2 separate regions of the Homo sapiens genome follow, and region 2 is linked to region 1. Evidence: read pairs that join two places in POLR2A ChIA-PET (ENCODE). Cell type or tissue: MCF 10A. All regions are shown on one strand.

Evidence for each region. Peaks named below come from ENCODE experiments on the same cell type or tissue, not always from the same donor. Only the 100,000 strongest peaks of a DNase experiment are listed, where the experiment ranks them.
Region 2: POLR2A ChIA-PET joins it to region 1 with 5 read pairs; 5 of 35 experiments call an interaction of 5 or more read pairs at or near these places.

The regions. Positions count from the first base shown.
Region 1 is chr1:183,177,586-183,182,585 of GRCh38, reverse strand. No RefSeq gene overlaps it. Among named protein-coding and RNA genes, the nearest start is that of LAMC2, 6.2 kb to the left of the region's middle. RefSeq lists an enhancer at 1,466-1,585. In MCF 10A, no CTCF peak of the experiment used is centred here; DNase peaks (open chromatin) are centred at 1,615 and 2,125.
Region 2 is chr1:183,027,165-183,032,164 of GRCh38, reverse strand. The region is part of intron 1 of LAMC1 (laminin subunit gamma 1); the gene reads right to left. Among named protein-coding and RNA genes, the nearest start is that of LAMC1, 6.2 kb to the right of the region's middle. In MCF 10A, no CTCF peak of the experiment used is centred here; DNase peaks (open chromatin) are centred at 1,944 and 2,274.

The sequences.
Region 1 (5,000 bases):
CTTCACTTTCAGACAGGTAGGGATCTTACATTTCAAGGAAAAGGTAAAGGTAAAGATTTAAATGTATTCTTAGGATTACCTTTAATTAACACATGGCTTTTCAAAAAAGCAAAAACAAAAATCTATTTGCTTTTCCATATGGCCCAAATAAATATATATTTTTTCAAATCCAGACAAAAGTCAACTTAATACTACTCAGTAACAAAAAGGAATAAACTACTGATACATACACAGCATGGGTGAATCTCAAAGCATTGTGCTAAAACAAGCCAGGCACAAGAGCCCAGATACTACGTGATTCCATTTAAATGAATTCTAGAAAAGGTAAAACTACAAAGCAAGAAAGCAGATCAGTGGTTGCCAGGGACAGGGACTGACTGCAATGGGCCATGAGGATACTTCTGGAGGATGAAAGAAATATTACTGTGGTCAAAAGTAATCAATTGCTGGTGAGGCTCAGTGGCTCACACCTGTAATCCAGCACTTTGGAGGCTGAGGTGAGCAGATCACCTGAGGTTAGGAGTTTGAGACCAGCCTGGCCAACATGGTAAAATCCCATCTCTACTAAAAATACAAAAATTAGCCGGGACTGGTGGTGCACACCTGTAATCCCTGCTACTTGGGAGGCTGAGGCAGGAGAATCGTTTGAATCCGGGAGGCGGAGGTTGCAGTGAGCCGAGATCATGCCACTGCATTCTAGCCTGAGCGACAGAAAGAGACTCTGTATCAAAAAAAAAAAAAGAAAGAAAAAAGGCCAGGTGTGGTGGCTCACACCTGTAATCCCAGCACTTTGGGAGGCTGAGGCGCATGGATCACGAGGTCAGGAGATCGAGACCAACCTGGCTAACACGGTGAAACCCCGTCTCTACTAAAAAAAAAATACAAAAAAATTAGCCAGCCATGGTGGCAGGCGCCTGTAGTCCCAGCTACTTGGGAGGCTGAGGCAGGAGAATGCCATGAACCCAGGAGGCGGAACTTGCAGTGAGCCGAGATCGATCGTGCCACTGCACTCCAGCCTGGCCGACAGAGCGAGACTCTGTCTCCAAAAGAAAAAAAAACACAAAAAAAAACTCTATTGTACACTTAAAATTGGATTGTATACAAAATGTCTCAATAAACTGATATAAAAAAGAGAAAATCTCAAAAGAATATATTTCATAATTCAGATACTTTAATTCAAATGTGCAACCTCAAAGCAACCACTGGAAACATACCAGTGTTTGCATAAGTTGTGTGATAAAACCAGGCCTGACAAAACCATCTCTGCTGGTTTGGATCAGCACTAAGTGGCCAGCTCAGACCTTTGGGCAGAGACATCACCCAAGCATTGCAGGAGGAGCCCTCTTCTGGAAACCTGTTTTGGCAATTTACAAAAAGTAAAAGATGCTTTTTGAAATGTTTGCATAGGAGCATGAATTTTAAACCCATCTCAGACTTTTGTTCTAGAAAGTGAGCGCTTGAATTTTCATCTGATCCTCCCCAAATTTGTCCATTTAGAGTGTAACTCCTTGTGTTGGTGAGGATAATGCTCTACGTAGAAGTTCTCCAACCACAGAGCGGAAAAGGACTGGGGCATTCCCACCGGGTGTGGCCAGGAAGGCTGAGGCCCTGGAAGTCCCCTTTGTTCATTGTTGCTTTTGCAGCTCACAGTCATCACCCAGGGGACTTTTCTTTCTACAGTGCTGTATAAATCATTTCACAGAATGGTCATCTCCCCACCCAACCCCCCAAATAGAATTATAAGTAACATGTTGATTTTTCCCTTGAGTTCCATCATTACCTTAGTTTACTTTCAGAAGGAATGTCTGGCATGTCATCCTCTTTCAAACTCACTTATGATAAAAACTGAAGTACTGGCTGTTAACATGCCAGCAATGGACAGGGCTGTTGGTCCCAGTTCCCTGCCTTTTAAAAAATCTCCCCAGATAGTTCTAATTATGTCAGCATTCACATTACAATTTTAAATGTAAAATATAGCAATCAGGAAAAAAAAATTTTTTTAACTCCCCTTTGTTCTTAATTGGTAAAGGAAAATGTCCATAAATGGAAATGGTTCAGTGTTTCCTGGATCGTCTGGGTAAATTCTCTGAGGCTGGCCAGACTCCAGAAAACAATGTTCTCTGAAGCAAAACCCTGGCTGAAGTGGCAAGCTTCCATTTTATGCAGAAACATATGTGGTGTGCCCACAGCTAGTTTTCAGGGAGCGGTAGAGGCCAGACCAGAACTGAAGTAATGCCGTTTATTTATTAAAGGGACATGATCCTTTTTCTGTGGTTGGCTGATGGTACACCTGGGCCAGAGATGTGGTGGGAAATCAACACATGAAGAAGAACTTCATTTGCATCTTTTTTGGTGTAGCTATTATAGACAGAAATATTCAAATCAATTAATAGTTAAACAATACAAAAAAATGAGGCTGGATGTGGTGGCTGACGCTTGTAATCTCAGCACTTTGGGAGGCCAAGGTGGGTGGATCAGTTGAGATCAGGAGTTTGAGACCAGCCTGGCCAACACAATGAAACTCCGTCTCTACTAAAAATAAAAAAATAAAAAATAAATAACCCAGGCGTGGTGGCATGCACCTGTAGTCCCATCTACCTGGGAGGCTAAGGCAGGAGAATCACTTGAACCTAGGAGGCAGAGGTTACAGTGAGCCGAGATCACGCCACTACACTCCAACCTGGGCGACAGAGCGAGACTCCATCTCAGACAAAAAAAAAAAAAAAAATTGGGAAGGAGCACAGAGAAGAGGGGCATAAGCTGATAGAAAGCAAAATAGACACAGAAAAAAATCAGAACAAAACAGAGGACAAAAGATTCTGAGAGAGGGACATTTAGTAGATTTCAAGGCTGTGTCAGTTGTTGTGTTCCCTTAAACTGAAATTTGGGCATCCGTGCATCTGTGAAATGTTGATTAGTAGATGAAACATTGCCCATGGTTCCTCAACCATGCTTATGCTTGGACCATAGATATTCGAATTTGAATGAGAGGCAAAGGAGACCACTGCAGTGAAAATCTTGTCTCCATTGCAGTGGTGGGGGCCAGGGCTGTATCACATGCAGCCTTGACAAGATAAACTAGAAATGAGAGGTGGCTACCCTTAGATCAGAGATCCTACCTTTGCCTTTGTAAGGAAGAAATGAATTCAGGAAACAGTGTTTCTAAATGTATTTCTAAATTTAAATCTGAATTTTTCCACCTTTAATAATTTAAATTACAAAGTCTGAAAAACTCTATAGCATTTAGAAACCTGTCCTCTGCCTTTAAATGGGAAACTTTGGGTGTGTTTTCAATGTCTGATAATAATCTTGACAATTACAATACTAATAGCCAAACTGTAGTGAATATTCTGCATACGCCCAGCTCAGTGATGAGAGCCTTTATAGGGATTATGGAGTTCACTGTTCACCACCATCCCATGAAGCAGGTGTTATTATTATCCTCATTTTGAGGTTACCCAGGCTCCCACACAAATCCACACCGATACCTCTCTCTAGAATTATTATTCAACTACAATATAAAAACAAATTAAGCCACTCACTGAACAAATACGCTCTATAATTTAAAAAATCTTTCATAAAATATGACATGCCTGTTCCTTATAACATACACTGTATGTTCTATAGTCACCCCTCTGCAGCAGGTAAGCAATAAACAAGGTTTGGCTATTAGGGGTGCATTTTCCTTGTCATATTACCTTTGTTATTCTTCAGCATATGACAGCTTCGATTCTTATGCAACATCCTTTTATGTCATCCAATCAGATCTTGCATGGTTTTCTGTTGGTCTGATACCTTAATCCAGATATAAGAGTACGTTATTAAGTAATTCGATTCTTGAACGCCTTAGAACAACTGGAAGTTATTTTCGGCATAGTGATAATAGTCTGAGCTTGTGCAAGAGCTCAAGAATTTAGTAGCTATATCTCCGAACTCAGCTTTTCTAGGGCTGGGTTACACAGAAATCCCCAAACATTCCTGGGTGGTTCTTTTGCAGGAAACTTGCAGATTGGTTATTCCACTGCGCTCTAATGATGGAGAGAGCTACAAATAATCACAGAAAAATCTAGAGACCTTCCTCACTAACCTAAAAATTTCTCATAGTCTCAATATGTTTATTTAGATTAAGTAGGAAAATTAATTCAGTGATTCAGACAACTTAAACCAAAATGACACATTTGCCTCACCACCTGGCTGTTTTAGGTGAATTTATTTTAGGCCTGAATTATTTGGACAACTATTTCAGTGCTCTGTTTTTTATTATATGAATACAAAGTAAAACAAGGTTTAATTGTCATTGCTTTATCAAATTAACTAATGCCTTTGCTATTTTCTTTTCTCAGGGTCCTCTATTAATACAACCCTTATAATTTACTTCGAAAATTTCAGCTTAAGCAGAATATGGCTAAGTGGTTTTGCAACAAAATTGTTTATATGGAATTGAATACATCTATGTGCCTCAGGTAAACATAAAGTGGTGTGAAAGGAAAATAAATCATGGGACCCCCAAATCACTAAGCCAAAGGGAAGAGTCAAGCTGGGGACTGCATTACACAAACCTGCCTCCCATTTTGTTTCTAAATAAGATAGTTACAAAGATAAAAAAGCTACACACCTCTCTCACAATTTGCCCACTAGGAAATTCCTTGTGGGCCCCAAGATCAAGTTCTGTTGAATTTCACCCTGACAAGGTAAACTGATAGCTTATCTTTATGGGTACGGGACAAAGGACAGAACTTAAAGTTATCCCTCTACTCACCTGAGACAAATGTATATCTGATCACTTCCTCTGCCCTGTATTTTATCTTATGTAAAAATGCTGATTCGCTGAGCTAAAGGAATACATAAGTGACTATTCCTTTACCCACCCTTACATGTGAATGGCTAATCGAAGACTCAAAAGAATGCAACCGTTGGCCTCTTATCTATATACACCTTCAAAACATTCCTTCCTTTTTTCCTAATATCCGCCCTTTCCCCTTTAAATATTGAAGTTCTCA
Region 2 (5,000 bases), 150 kb after region 1:
GCCCCTAGAAGAGCACACACATAGAAAAGCAGACATACTTAATTAGTGCCACCCTAGTCTGGTGCAGTACTCTAAAATCTCAGGAATGTTTCTATAAATGGGTTTTCTGGTAACCCCATTAGCAAGCTGTCAATTTTAGACCCAAATGAGCAAACACCTAACTTTATATCACAAGAAAGGAGATGCTTGCAAATTCCAGCAGGGCCCTTTTACATATGTGTTTTTTTTTCTTTAATCTTTTTTTTTCTTATTTTTAAATTATTTTATTCTACTCTATTCTTCTCCACAGGGCAAGTTCTATCTTAAACAAGTCTTATAGCAAGCAACCAAGGCAAAGTAATAGGATCTGCACAAAATCATCTTGAAATTTTACACTTTCAAGCTGACAACTTGAAGAAACATTAATCCCATATTTTTAAAAACCTTCTCAGAAATTTTCAGCAGTAAAAATAAACAAACAGCTCTGCTCTAAACTTTAACACCTTTCCCTAAAACCCAAACAGAACAGTGGTACAGCTGTCAATAAAGTCCAGTAGGAAAAATGAACAAGTAAAGAAGCAGGGCCGGGTGTGGTGGCTCATGCCTGTAATCCCAGCACTTTGGGCAGCCACGACGGGCAGATCACCTGAGGTCGGGAGTTCAAAACCAGCCTGACCAACATGGTAAAACCCTGTCTCTACTAAAAATACAAAATTAGCTGGGTGTGGTGGCACATGTCTGTAATCCCAGCTACTCGGGAGGCTGAGGCAGAAGAATAGCTTGAACCCAGGAGGCAGAGGTTGCAGTGAGCCAAGATCGTGCCACTGCACTCCAGCCTGGGCGACAAGAGCGAAACTCGTCTCCAAAAAAAAAGAAAAAAAAGAAGCAACTGTTGCTGCTGCCTATTAACTTTAGATGAATATGTGGTTACTGCTCATCGGCCTAACCACTTTAATGTGGAATACACTGGGCTATACCGTACTCTACATTTACAGTCCTTTCACTATCCTAAAGAAACAGTATGCCTATCTTCTAAATCTACTCATGATGACTTCACTAAACTTAAAAGGATGCTATATACAACAAGCAAATATTTCATTGTAACCTTTCCCCTCAGCTGCTTAATAATTCCCTTTAAGAATCTATTTCAACAATGTACATGTGAATATATACATTTTATTTATTTAATTTTTGAGATAGGGTCTACGTCGTCCAGGCTGGGGTGTAGTGGGTATTCAACAGGCGCAATTATGGTGTACTACAGCCTCAAACTTCTTAGCTCGAATGATCCCTCTGCCTCAGCCTCCCAAGTAGCTGAAACTACAGAATATATATACTTTAAATAAAATTTGCTTATGTCCATTTTTAAAGGAAAAAAATACAAATTAACATTTCAGAAATACATATTCACATGTGAGAATTCATGAGTTTTCGCCTAAGATTTATCTAGGCTGCCTTCAAGTCACATAACAGTCTAATTTTTACCCAAAAAAGGACAGTCATAGGCCTTTCCAATTCCATACCAGTTCCATACCTTAGTACTTTTTTAAAAAATTTACAGAAATAAAACCACATACTACATTTAATATTAGCTATTACAGTGACATATATCTTATAAAATGGAGAGATGGCACTGATAAAAAATAAACACAAGCTCAAAAGTTTTGCTTTGAAGAATTTAAGTTAATGTTCAATGTTCTGGGAGTTTTATAATTCAGGCATTCATTTATTCACTCACTGTACATATATTTTTATGAACACTATGCCAGACAAGTGTCACTGGAGACAGAATGCCTCCAGCCTCCACCCAAACAGTCAGTGAAGTGAATCCTCTCTGTGCTTGCATCTCTCACTTAGGACTTACTATATAACATGAAAGTACTGCTCTAGAACAGAGGTCAACAAACCTGTGCTATGAGAGCCAGATAGTAAATACTTCAGCCTTTGTGGGCTGGGACATATGGAGTCTGTCGCTATTACTCAACTCTGCCCTTATTGTGCAAAAACAGCCACAGACAATGCTTTGTTACATGGGCTAAACTGTGCTCCAACAAAACTTTATGGGTAACTAAAATTTGAATTTCATGAAATTTTCACATGTCACAAAATATTATTCTTCTGATTTTTTCTAACCAATTAAAAATGTACAAACCATTCTTAGTTCACAGCCCATACAAAAATAGGCAGGACTGGACTGGACTTGGCTAAGAAGGCCATCATTTGCCTACCCCCAAATCGAGAGACATGGGTCTCTGCATCTACACCTCATCTAAGAATGAGGTCAGGGCAATGTCCCATGAATCACTACACATCCAGGAATTTGCATTGTTGCTAATACATAACAAGCAATTAACCAATATTAGTCATCTTTAACTGAACTAAAAGATTACTAAACCCCTGACTCGTCCTTCAAAAACTTCATGGTTTAAAGGTAGAAACAGACAAGTAAAGAAACAGATAATCCTATGTGATAGGGACTGTGATAAATACCTACAGGGTGGCGTCAGTGGGAGACTTAATCCAAGCCAGGGAGTGGGGCAGAAAGGGGAGAGAGAGAGAAACTGGGGAAGGAGTCCTAACACCTGGGAGAAGTGTTCCAAACCAAAGAACAGCCCTGTGAACACGTGAAGCAACAAAAAGGTCCAGATCCTAAGTACCCTGTACACCACGCCAAGGAGTTTGGACTTTATCATAAAACCTTGAGGAACCACTGCAGAATTTTTAGCTGCAAAATTGTATGATCAGATTTGCATTTTAGAATCATCACTCAGTCCAAAGGATGGCTGCCCAAATATAAAGGGCAAAACTGGAGGCAGAAAGCCCACCAGTTTATTTGGAGGCTGTGGCAACAATCCAGGTGAAATGCAATGGGAACTTACAGTAAGGAACTTACAGTAAGGCAGAGACAAAGAGGACGGAGAGAAAGATAAGCATTCAAGACACATAGTGTCTGGATATAGAAGGTAAGAGTAGAGTCTTGGACAGATTATAGTAACGATTGGTGGGAAAGAAACGGGTGAAGTTATAGCTACCCAGAACCGACCGACCACACAGCAGTGGATCCTATCTGTTCACCAGAGTAGTCTTTACTCATGAAGCCTGTCAAGCATGGTTCTTTCAGGAGAGACGTGGGCAACATCGGTTGAGAAACTCAGTGTTAGACAGCAGTGTAGTTCACTGAGATAGGGAATACCAAAAGAGCTTTGAGTTGGGTGAGACAACAAGGAGTGAATTTAGTTTTGAATATGGTCTCTGGACATCCCAAATTGACCATAACCAACAAGATTTTAGATCTGGAAAAAGAGCTGACTAGAAATACAACTTTAGAATTTACAAATTTACAAATGAAATTGCAAATAAAGCCTTGAGACAAACACGAGTTCATCCACGAAGCGTGAACAGCATGAAAAGAGAGGAATCTAGGAACATAAATAAAAAGAAGTATGCAGAAGAAAAAACAAGGAAAACCAAAGGAGTCTGGTATCTCTGAACCAGGGTATACATGAAATTTTAAAAGTGGCTTAGAATAAAGTAGACTTTCTTTCGAGAGACTCGTTAGAGAAGCTGCAAGCTGCAAGAACGAATGCAATCAACTAGGTAGTCAAAGACCTATCTCCCACATGACTTTAGGCAAATCACAACCTTAGGCATCTTTGCCTTCCTTGCGTTGTGAGAAATCTCATCAGTGATAAACTGGAGGCCTTATAAACTGTAAAATATTATATAGACACCCTTGATTTATTATTGTAATGCCATTATGAGTGTGTAAATTCCTAACAAAGTATAATCTTCTGAAGATAGGACCCTCAATCTTCTACATCTTTCTATCAGGTACAGTGGTATGTATTTCAAGAGTATTTTTTAAAATGTTTGCAGAATATCCGGCAATAACATGAGAATGTATGCACAGGAGGAAGGAGTGCATAGCAAAAGGCACACCCAATTTTCTAAAATTATTTAGAACTGAAATAGTCAAAACTTGATTCCTCCCACAAATGTGACCAATGACAAATGGAAGAGGTGGGGGGGGGGAGGAATGCCTTATAGCTCCAACTTCTCCCCTAATGTGTAAATTCTTTTTTGAATGCCCTTAGAATGGAGAAGGAATTTGGAGAAAAAGCAGTGAACTGTAGAACAGGAAAGCAGCCAACAGCAACTTTATAAAACTGTGTTCAACAACTGCTGGCCATTAAGGAAGAGCTCCTTAACTTCTCAAGTTGAAACCTGCAAAATGTAAATCAGGCCTTTGTGAGACAAACTAAAATAGTGTCCCCTCAGGGTGCACAAATACCACAGTGAAGTCACCACAGTGAGCTATTCCCTGACATAGTCAGAACCCACCTTGCAAAGGTTTTCCTGGGGGGAAAAATTGCCATTTGTTCCATGTTAAATACATACACACTCAGCAGAGGACCAAAGAGAATAAAAGGCAATAGCCTTATATATCAATTATTCTAACTTAAACACACAAAAAAGATATGCAGATGCAGATTTAAAAGCTTCATTTAATCACTATTGGTTCCTACAGTTTATGAGGAGCTTGGAAACTAATCTGGTTTCAGTGTTAATTTTAGGAGTTTCATAAACTTTGATTGGGTTGGTTTTATAAGCACTCTTTTCCTTAATCTAATTGTTTTTAGAAAGAGGAAAAGCTACCTTTCTCAAGATTAGGATCCTGTCTGCCAAGTTTCCATCCACAATGATTATCAAATTAATTAATGGGGCTGTTTGATAAAAGGCAAATCCTTAGCTACAATCTTAGTATCAACTACTACCCCACTGGTACTGATAAAAACTTACTATAACTTATAAGACATAAAACCCAAACTTTTTAACAGCAACTGAATAATCCATCCAGAAGTTGAAGGTGAAACAAAAAAGACTTCTTCTTAGAAAAGTGGCTGGTGGAGATTTCTCCCCACAACAAGCAGAAAGTGCAATTCTGGTTCCCATAGCAACTTTAACTCTTTTTATCCGAGGATGCACTGCACCCTGCACCCTGGATGACTGTGTATGGTGCT